Linked DNA regions of Homo sapiens: region 2 is linked to region 1. The links are chromatin contacts, found by POLR2A ChIA-PET in ENCODE. All regions are on one chromosome and are shown on one strand. The core of a region is the stretch at or near the end of the contact, and the rest is flanking DNA. Distances in the headings are between cores, read along the strand shown.

Region 1 (5,443 bases), core at 925-3,424:
CAGCAGCGCGCAGACAGACTCTCCACAAGGAGGAATGCCGTCCTCGAGGGAGGACTTCCTGCAGTTGTTCAACTTGAGACCAAAATCTCACCCTGAAACGGGGAAGAAGCCTGTCAGATGCATCCCTCAGCTCGATCCGTTCACCACCTTCCAGGCTTGGCAGCTGGCTACCAAAGGAAAAGTTGCCATTTGCCAAGAAGTGAAGGAATCGGGGCAAGAAGGGAGCACCGACAACGACGATTCGAGTTCCGAGAAGGAGCTTGGAGAAACAAATAAGGGCAGTTGTGCAGGCCTCTCGCAAGAGAAAGAGAAGTGCAAACACTCCCACGGCGAAGCGCCCTCCGTGGACGCGGATCCCAAGTTACCCAGTAGCAAGGAGAAGCCCACTCACTGCTCCGAGTGCGGCAAAGCTTTCAGAACCTACCACCAGCTGGTCTTGCACTCCAGGGTCCACAAGAAGGACCGGAGGGCCGGCGCGGAGTCGCCCACCATGTCTGTGGACGGGAGGCAGCCGGGGACGTGTTCTCCTGACCTCGCCGCCCCTCTGGATGAAAATGGAGCCGTGGATCGAGGGGAAGGTGGTTCTGAAGACGGATCTGAGGATGGGCTTCCCGAAGGAATCCATCTGGGTAAGCTGCCCTGTCTCCGTCCCGTGCTGTTCCGCCTGTGTCTGTCTGTCTCCCCGTCTCCCCCTCTCTATTCCCATCTCCAGACAACGCTGGCCAGGAATGGGGTTTGGAGAGCCAGAGTCAAGTCCAGGCTCTTTTTGGTATCACTCTGTGTAAGTCATTTAACCTCTCAGGGCCTTAATTTTCTCATTTCTGTAATAACAGGGTTGAGTTAAGAGGTCTCCTTGTTCTGAAAATATATATATATTTTTTAAACGTGTATCGTTTTGCTCACAAAACACACTTTAAAAAAAAAATAACTTGTGCATCCAGCCCAAATGCACTGCTTCTTAACTGGGGCGATTTTGTTCCCAATCAGTATCTGGCAATGTCTGGAGGCATTTTGGTTGTCATACTGTGTGTGTGGGTGTGCCTGCTGGCATCCAGTGGGCAGAGGCCAGGGACACTGCTCAGCATGGTACAGTGCACAGGACAGCCCCATCATCAAAGAATTATCTGGTCCCAAATGTCAATAGTTTGAGCATTGAGAGACCCTAGCCTTCACTTAAGTTTTTCTGGCGTTCCTGATCTTTTTCTGTAGTGAATTTCTAGTGGCCATAAAAGGTACTGGGAGTGATGATCAACTAGAGCCAGGAATATTATTTGGGCAGCCGTTTGGTGCTGTCCAAAACCTTGTCCTTTCTGTCTGGCAAGCTAGTATCCATTTATAGGTACCTCAGGAACCCAAATGATTTGTCATAAAATACAAGGAATGTGAGCACACTGAAGACATTTTTAAGAAGGCTCATTTGCTCAGCAGAATTTTCAGTGTACTAGTGGCATTTATAGAAAGAGAAGGTGATCACTGAAGGCATGCTCACATAATATTCCTGAGCCCTGGTGGGCGTTATCTAGGGCAAAGGATTCCACCTGTGTTTGGAGTTGCGCCCATCCTCACTGTAGCCAGAGCTTCTCCTATCAGAGTTTAGTATTTTGTTTGAATAGAGGATCTTGCTGCTTAAAACAGTTGAAAAGACCCTGATGGGCAGGCCGTAATTGACAAGCGAATGATGGGAACATGAATCGGTCTTAGGGAAGCATCTGTCAAAGTGGTCCTCGGTTAAAACAAGTGCCTCCTCCTCTCAGTGTCACTTGATTGTGTGCTTGAATTCTTCGGAAAACTGGGTGTATGAGACCCACGATGAATTTGCCCACACGATTGATTGGACTCTTCCTTCACCTGCTCTTCAGCCAGTGCCAGTTCCTTTTCTGATCATGTGATTGACGTGAGAACTGTAGTCTGTATATCAAATCTTTAGAATGTTTTTGAGTTTCCTGGGACACAGGAAACCCAGCACTTAGCATACTACAAATCTAATGTCTTAATGGCATCATAAAAAGAGGCTTTAAACACAGACTCCAGTTAGCTAAGTGGTTTCTGCTAGTGCCGGTACTGTTGCAGGGGCCCTGTGAGATGCCCCAGTTCCCTGAAAGAAATGAAAAGGCCAGTTACCGGTAGGTGGTGTGGAAAACATGGGCTAGATCATCAGGCAGGACAGAATGCCTGGCTGTGGGTGGGAGCACCCCAGCTTGGCGTTGAGTTCTGGTTCTACCACTGCGTTGTTTTGTGACCAATTATGAGTTGCTTAACCTTTCTTTGCTACTATTTCCCTGTTTGCAAAATGGTTCATTGACCCCTGTCTTCCACCTCCCAAGGACAATTTCAACAGCCTATTTGTAAAAAGATCACAGTCCTTTAAAAAATATAACTGTAAAGTCAGAGGTGATGCTTGAAAGAGCAGGAACCAGGTAGATGTGGAAATGTCATGTCCTTTGTTCTAAAGAAAAGGCATTTCATAGCTTTTTGGATATGACGCAACATACCATAAATCCTGACACATAGTTGGGAGTCGGAAATTGCAACAACGCCCAGTTATAAACCCAGCTAGTTTGGGTATGATTGTAAGAAAAAAAAGCTGGCCATTCTGTATTTGGGGAATTGATTTTCCTAAACTTATATTATCTTAGTAGTCTAGATTTATCATATTGTACTATCATCCTGGCTTTTTTAAGACTTAAGAAGATCAAGTAAATTTTTTTTTCTTTCTTTAGACACTATATAGATCATCAAGGGTGTCTGTCTTACAGGTGGATAGTGATATGATCTACAGTGAGGGGACATTTATTTAAAACTTAAACATTCATGTGTTTTGGGGGTGGTATTTTAACGGCAGCACCTCTGATTGTCTTTTGGAGGGCTGGTGTGTGTTTGAAGTTCTGTCCTCCTTCCAGTGGACTCTAACTTCTCCTGATGCACGTGAGACACATTGTCCTATTGTCCTGCAGAAACTAAAGCCAAACACTGTCATTTGGGGACAGGTTTTCATTTGTCAGATCTCTTTCGCCCACATGAGTGTTTGTGGACAATACAGCCTGCTTTCCAAAACTTTGCTAAATTTTGACAGACTTTCCTAGGTGCTTGCCCAATGCCAGACTTTCTTTTCTGTTGAAGATTAAGTTGTGCTTGCTGCCCTCTAGTGGTCAGTTGTTTAATCCTAACCTTAAACGGCTTATTTTTCCCCTGGTGGTTGGGAAGTTGACGGTTTGTAATTGGCTCATTTTTCTAAATTATTCTGAAGAAGATAATTTTTCCCGCCAGTATGTATGTCCACCTTCAGTTTGCCAGATCCTGCCTGCTCAGAGACACTGAGAACCGGAAGCTGCCCGGGCAATTCAGTCTATGAAATGATCTTTCTTGTGATTAAGGCAAACGAAGAACTGAATGTTTAATAGTGTACTCTGCTGTACCCAGAAAAAAACAAAACAAAATCATGTTATAACACTCTAAAACTTCAAACAACCTCCAACAGCATTTGGTGTGTGTCTAGCCGTTTTGTTCTAACCCGATGTTATATAAAAGAATTTTTTCATGCTTTCCAAAAATGTTTATGTCAAGAATATTTAAGTCAGCATGCCTTATTCAGGTACTTCAGCTACCTTCTTATATAAATATTTTTGTTTTTCCTTTAAGATAAAAATGATGATGGAGGAAAAATAAAACATCTTACATCTTCAAGAGAGTGTAGTTATTGTGGAAAGTTTTTCCGTTCAAATTATTACCTCAATATTCATCTCAGAACGCATACAGGTAAAGAACTTTTATTTTTTTAACCATGCATTAGTTAAATTATGTAGTTATCTAATTTTTTTGTTGTTGTTGTTCAGATACTCTGCCAGATCCTTGGACTAGCTTAAGGATAAATATGTAGCATGTTGATTGCAGTGGTTATTTTTATTCTTTTAGTGCCATTGTAACTTGAGCCATTGTTCTTATTTGCAGTTCATTTCTTTTCTTTCTTTTTTGTTTTTTGAGACGGAGTCTTGCTCTGTCACCTCGGCTGGAGTGCAGTGGTGCAATTTCGGCTCACTGCAGCCTCCACCTCCCTGGTTCAAGCAATACTCCTGCCTCAGCCTCCCCAGTAGTTGGGATTACAGGTACCTGCCACCACACCCGGCTAATTTCTGTATTTTTAGTAGAGATGGGGTTTCACCATGCTGGCCAGGCTGGTTTCGAACTCCTGACCTCAAGTGATCCGCTCACCTTGGCCTCCCATAGTGTTGGCCTCCCATAGTGCTGGGATTACAGGCGTGAGCCACCGCGCCCGGACAAAGTTCATTTGTTTAGTTTATGACTGCTATGTCCTGACTCTTATCTTATTAAAAGCTACAGTATTTTAAAATGCTGCATCTTATGTCTTTATGATTGAGAATGAAATGAGAATCTATTTAGTAGTCTTGAGATTGTGAAAGGAGCTATGACATCATGATGTAGGAGGCTGCGTAGATTTGAAATTTCATCTCTTCCACTTACTATCTGTGCACCCTTGGGCAAGTTATTTAACCTTTTTGTGCTTTTAGTTTTCTTTGCTGTAAAAGTAGAATAATACATATTTCCCTAGGGCTGTTAGGAAGATTAAATAAGTTAGAAGTGTTGCTGTTAATTTTTCTATTGAAGATAGGCATTCATAATTTCAAATATTCATTACAGTAAGGATGATAAAGAACTGATGAGAAATCCTATGTGATAGTAGATCGAGAAAGCAAAAGGAGGAAAGAAGCCTGTTTTCTTAATAAATAGATATTTGATCTATTTCAGTGCTTTTCATACACTTCTATAATAAAGTGCCATTTCTTGCCTTAGGTGAAAAACCATACAAATGTGAATTTTGTGAATATGCTGCAGCCCAGAAGACATCTCTGAGGTATCACTTGGAGAGACATCACAAGGAAAAACAAACCGATGTTGCTGCTGAAGTCAAGAACGATGGTAAAAATCAGGACACTGAAGATGCACTATTAACCGCTGACAGTGCGCAAACCAAAAATTTGAAAAGATTTTTTGATGGTGCCAAAGATGTTACAGGCAGTCCACCTGCAAAGCAGCTTAAGGAGATGCCTTCTGTTTTTCAGAATGTTCTGGGCAGCGCTGTCCTCTCACCAGCACACAAAGATACTCAGGATTTCCATAAAAATGCAGCTGATGACAGTGCTGATAAAGTGAATAAAAACCCTACCCCTGCTTACCTGGACCTGTTAAAAAAGAGATCAGCAGTTGAAACTCAGGCAAATAACCTCATCTGTAGAACCAAGGCGGATGTTACTCCTCCTCCGGATGGCAGTACCACCCATAACCTTGAAGTTAGCCCCAAAGAGAAGCAAACGGAGACCGCAGCTGACTGCAGATACAGGCCAAGTGTGGATTGTCACGAAAAACCTTTAAATTTATCCGTGGGGGCTCTTCACAATTGCCCGGCAATTTCTTTGAGTAAAAGTTT
Region 2 (5,443 bases), core at 771-3,270, 47 kb after region 1:
TCAAGTTTCTTAATCTCTTCTCTCCAGTAGAAAAGAAATTATATACCCAAATTTATACTACACCGTTAGCACTAAATGTCACAGTCATTTCTTTCTTTCCCCAGGGGACTTGCATTTAAAAGAGAAAAATGTGATTTGGAAAGGGGCAGAGTTTCTTCTAAGAAACGCATTGTTGATAGTAGAATATCAGACAACAGAGAGGATGAGAAAATTGGAGGTTGGCGAATGTTGATGGGTGAAAGTAGGGACCCACTGGGGATCCTTCAGATCACACAATGGGGATATGGTGACCCCCCATATTTATTTATTTTTTTTAACAGGTCTTTTATTTCATGCTTGATTATGTAGTAAAAGGAGGAGATGATGGCGATGTCTTTCATGATCACTGAAGCCTAGGATTCTTCAGACGTAGAAGGGAAGATTGTTTCCGTGATTTGGGGCATGACCATATTTCCAAACCCAAAATTGGTGCACAAGATCAGACAAAAGAAATCTATATAGCAGTTGAGTCCAAGAAGCAGTGTGGGAAATTTAAATTGGACACCGAAATATTTGCATCTCTCAAGTGTTTTGGGGTTCATGGAGGTCTGCAATGTGGGCATTCTGTGAAATCTAGGGCAGCTGGCTACAAAAATTGTCCTCTTGAATTGACATGAATTGCATAAGGTATTCTTCTTGCCCTGGCTTGGCCACCTCATACTCATTCTTCAGTCTTAGCTCAACACCAGCTCTTCTAGGAACATTTTTTTCCCACTCTCTAGTCTGGGTTTGACATAAAACAATAATAATAGTTTGTTGTTACTGTATCTCATGATTCGGGGGCTGGCAGGGCTCAGCGGGGTGGTTCTTGCAGCCCTAGTTAGACGATGACCCAGGTTGGAGTCATTTCGAAGACTTCCCTTTCATGTTTCTGACACTTGATGTCCGGATTGTCTTTTATGGCCTGGCCTTGGAAGTCATGCAATGTCACTTCTGCTGTATTCTAGTTATGACAAATGAGCCATGCCGGGCGTGGTGGCTCACACATATAATCCCAGCACTTTGGGAGGCCAAGGTGGGTGGATTGCTTGAGGTCAGGAGTTTGAGACCAGCCTGGCCAACCATGGCAAAACCCCGTCTCTACTAAAAATACAAAAATTAGCTGGGCATGGTTGCACACACCTGTAATCCCATCTACTTGGGAGGCTAAGGAAGGAGAATTGCTTGAACCTGGGATGTGGAGGTTGTAGTGAGCCAAGATCACGCCACTCTACTCTAGCCTTGGTGACACAGTGAGACTCTGTCAGAAAGAAAGAAGGAAAGGAAAGGAAGGAAGGAAGGAGGGAAGGAGGGAGGAAGGGAAGGAAGGAAGGAGAAAGAGAGAGAGAGAAAGAGAAAAAGAAAGAAAGAAAAGAAAGAAAAGGAGAGAGAGAAAGAGAGAGGGAGGGAGGAAGGAAGGAAGAAGAAAAAAAAGAAATGAGCACTAAGTCTTGCACATTCAGGGGAGGTGGGTTAGTGAGGACTTACATTCTGCCTCTTGAGAGGAGCATCAAAAATTTGCAGAAAATTTGCAATTTTGCAATTTTATTTATTTATTTTTGAGATAGAGTCTCACTCTGTTGTCCTGCCTGGAGTGCAGTGGCGTGATCACAGCTCACTGCAGCCGTGACCTCCCAGGCTCAAGTGATCCTCGTGCTTCAGCCTGCCAAGTAGCTGAGACCACAGATGCGTGCCACCATACCTGGCTAATTTTTAAAAATTTTTTTGCAGAGACAGGGTCTTGCTATCTTGCCCAGGCTGGTCTCAAACTCCTGGGGTGAAGCAATTCTCCCTCCTTGGCCTCCCAAAGTGCTGGGATTACAGGTTTGAACCACTGCGTCTGGCTAAAAATTTGCAGATTTTTTTTTTTTTTTTGAGACAGAGACTCACTCTGTCACCCATGCTGGAGTGGAGTGGTGTGATCTTGGCTCACTGCAACTTCCGCCACCTGGGTTCACGTTGATTCTCCTGCCTCAGCCTCACGAGTAGCTGAGACTACAGGTGTGTGCCACCATGCCCAGCTAATTTGTTATATTTCTAGTAGAGACAGGGTTTCACTGTGTTAACCAGGATGGTCTCCATCTCCTGAACTCGTGATCTGCCTGCCTCGGCCTCCCAAAATGCTGGGATTACAGGCATGAGCCACCATACCCAGCCTGCAGACATATTTAAAAAGGGGAACTGCAGTTCCCCTTTTTGTATTACTTCCCCTAATCTTAGCCCTTAATCACACTGTATTATCATCAGCTTGTCTGTCTCCCTTTACCAGAGCCAGGGATTTCAGGGATAGAATTCAGGAGGTCTGTGACCTTGCATGGGAAAGTCTACAAACAGTTACTTTCTCTAAGTTCTAACTCTAACTTAGCATTTCCTTGATTGTGAAAGTTGGCAACACACCATGCAGTGGCACAAGTACCTGCCACTTTGCCACCATTTGAAGCCACGGATCTTTTCCCATAGCATTCCAGCAGCCGTGGATATCTGGAAATATTACTCACCTTGTCATGACTTTGGAATTATCGTGGTTATTAAACCCTGCTCTGAATTTTGTTATTAAATGCATTAATAAAGAAGCACATAGGGTATGATACCTCAGATTTGTTTTTATAAATACATTAATACCTTTGTATACATGTAATTGATTTTGCTCGTGATAATATCCATTTTATGCAGTTAAAGTTTTTTTTTTAATGTGTATTTTTGAGACAGGGATATCACTATGTTGCCCAGGCTAGTCTCAAACTGCTGGGCTCAAACAATCCTCCCACCTCAGCCTCCTGAGTAGCTGGGACTACAGGTGCATGCTGCCTGTAATCCCAGCTACTCAGGAGGCTAAGGCAGGAGAATAGCTGGAACCCTGGTGGCAGAGGTTGCAGTGAGGTGAGATCGTGCCACTGCACTCCAGCCTGGGCGACAGAGCGAGACTCCATCTCAAAAAAAAAAAAAAAAAGGGATATTTGGTTTCCACTCCCAGAGAGTCTAATGTAATTGCTCCAAAGGGTGCCCTGGGCATTAGGATTTTCAGCCACCACCCCCTCTCCCTCCCAGGAAATGCTATTTTACAGTCAAGGTTGAGAAACACTGGTTCTTGCAACCTGATGTGCCAATGAGTATATATAAAGCATGCTTCTTGCAATCTAATGTGCCAGTGAATCACCTGGGATGTTATTAAAATTGTTTCTGATTGTCTAGGTCTGGGTGGGCCCAAGATTTCCCATTTCTCACAAGCTTCCAGGTGTTGCTGGCGCTGCTGACCCAGGGACCACACTTTGAGAAGCAAGGATCTTGGCGGGGTTTCTCAATCTTGACACTATTGATGTTTTGGGCTGGATAGTTCTCTGTTGTGGGGGCTGTCCTGTGCATTGTAGGGTGTTCAGTGGCATCTGTGGCTTTTGCCTTCCAGATGCCAGTAGCACCCCCCAAATAGTGACAACCAAACGTGTCTTCAGACACCAGGAGGGCAAATTCATTCCGACTTGAGAAACTCTGGTCTGGGAGGTAGCTCTCTAAGGTTTCCTCTTTATGCCAAGACAGAATACTTAGCATTATTTGTAAAATAAGAAGAGGGATATCCAACTTTTTTTTTTTTTGAGATGGAGTCTCACTCCCTCGCCCAGGCTGGAGTGCAATGGCATGATGTCTGCCACTGCAATCTCCATCTCCCAGGTTCAAGCGATTCTCCCACCTCAGTCTCCTGAGTAGCTGGGGCTACAGGTGTGCGCCACCACGCCTGGCTAATTTTTATATTTTTAGTAGAGACAAGGTTTCACCATGTTGGCCAGGCTGGTCTGGAACTCCTGACCTCAAGTGATCCACCCCCCTCAGCCTCCCAAAGTGCTGGGATTACAGGTGTGAGCCCCCTGCCCAGCCTTCAACTTTTTTATTTCTATCATCTTGAAACATCAAGCAGGGTCATCCTACATTTAGAAATATCTTAGTGATGACAAAGAAGCTGGGAGCCAAGAGGCCTGAGCTCAGTCTCAGTTTCGTTGCAACTTGCTGTGTGACTTGGGGTGGGTCACACAACCTCTCTGGGTGTCAGTTTCCTTGCTGTGAAAATGAAAGGATTGGAGGAGAGCAGAGATGGCAAATTCCAGCCTCACCAGGGCTTATTCAGGTAACTGCAGGCCAGAGGGGGGCTCAGGGGTGTGTGTGTGTGTGTGTGTGTGTGTGTGTGTGTGTGTGTGTGTGTGTGTGCATACAGAATTGGGAGGGGTATGAGGAGACTTCAACCCATTTCATGGGAGTTATGGCTACTTAGCTGTCACTGATGACAGCCATATGGCAATGCAAATGCAATATTGCCCTCTGTATTAGTCCATTTTCATGCTGCTGATAGACATACCAGAGACTGGGCAATTTGCAGAAGAGGTTTAATGAACTCATAGCTCCATGTGACTGGGGAGGCCTCACAATCATGGCGGAAGGTAACAGGCACGTCTCACATGGTGGCAGACAAAAGAGGAGAATGAGAGCCAAGTGAAAGAGGAAACCCCTTATAAAATCATCAGACCTCTTGAGATTTACTCACTACCAAGAGAACAGTATGGGGAAACTGCCCCATGATTCAATTATCTCCCACTGGGTCCCTCCCACAACACAGGGGAATTATGGGAGGATACAATTTGATATGGGTGGGGACACAGCCAAACCATATCACCAAGTTTTCAGGTTTTTTTTTTTTTTTTTTTTTTTAGAGAGGTTAGAAATTTGGATTATTATGTAAATCTCTCTTTATAAATACATTACATTAAAATTTAAAAAATGCAGGTGGGACAAAAAAACTCTGTTGTAAAATTCCAATCCATGTGCTCTGGTGTGTGCAGCTCAGATCATAACAATCACAATAGACACACACACTTAGAGCATTTGCTGTGTGCCACGAAGACACCAATTCATTCCACCCTTACAATAATCCTATGAAGTCACTATTACTATTATCCTTGTCTTCAATATTGTAATTGTTTTTCTCACCTCCTCAGGGCCTATCCCTTTTTTTAAGATAAGGATACTCTACAGAGAGAGGTTAAGTATGTTACCCTAAATTGCACAGCTAGGAAGTGCCCAAGTGGGGATTTAAACTTAAGTCACCTGTCCTCGGAGGCAGTCCTGAAAGATTCTTGCCTACAGGGGCTGCTGCATCTGACTCTGCAGTTGTGCATGTCACGGCCACTGGGAAATGGTGCCCTCTGAAGTTGTGCAATGCTATAGTCCCATAACAACGTTTTTTTTTTTTTGTTTTTTGTTTTTTTTCAGAGTCTCTCTCTGTTGCCTAGGCTGGAGTGCAGTGGTATGATCTTAGCTCACTGCAACCTCTGCCTCCTGGGCTCAAGCTATTCTCCTGCCTCAGCCTCCTGAGTAACCGAAATTACAGCTGTGTGCCACCACGCCTGGCTAATTTTTGTATTTTTAGTAGAGATGGGAT

The links. ChIA-PET counts read pairs that join two places held with the same protein, here RNA polymerase II (POLR2A).
Region 2: POLR2A ChIA-PET joins it to region 1 with 10 read pairs in activated T-cell. The contact joins two enhancer-like sites. POLR2A ChIA-PET finds 5 or more read pairs at or near these places in 5 of 52 experiments (GM10248, H1, MCF 10A and 2 more).

Annotation. Positions count from the first base shown.
Region 1 is chr20:53,576,647-53,582,089 of GRCh38, reverse strand. It overlaps ZNF217 (zinc finger protein 217), which reads left to right. Exons shown (of 6, transcript NM_006526.3): 2 at 1-629; 3 at 3,640-3,756; 4 at 4,810-5,443. Among named protein-coding and RNA genes, the nearest start is that of ZNF217, 14 kb to the left of the region's middle. RefSeq lists enhancers at 1-61, 1-250. Within about 2 kb of position 2,174, at least 26 of the 41 ENCODE cell types and tissues checked have a DNase peak (open chromatin) inside an H3K27ac peak, as active enhancers do.
Region 2 is chr20:53,529,633-53,535,075 of GRCh38, reverse strand. No RefSeq gene overlaps it. Among named protein-coding and RNA genes, the nearest start is that of ZNF217-AS1, 20 kb to the left of the region's middle. Within about 2 kb of position 2,020, at least 2 of the 41 ENCODE cell types and tissues checked have a DNase peak (open chromatin) inside an H3K27ac peak, as active enhancers do.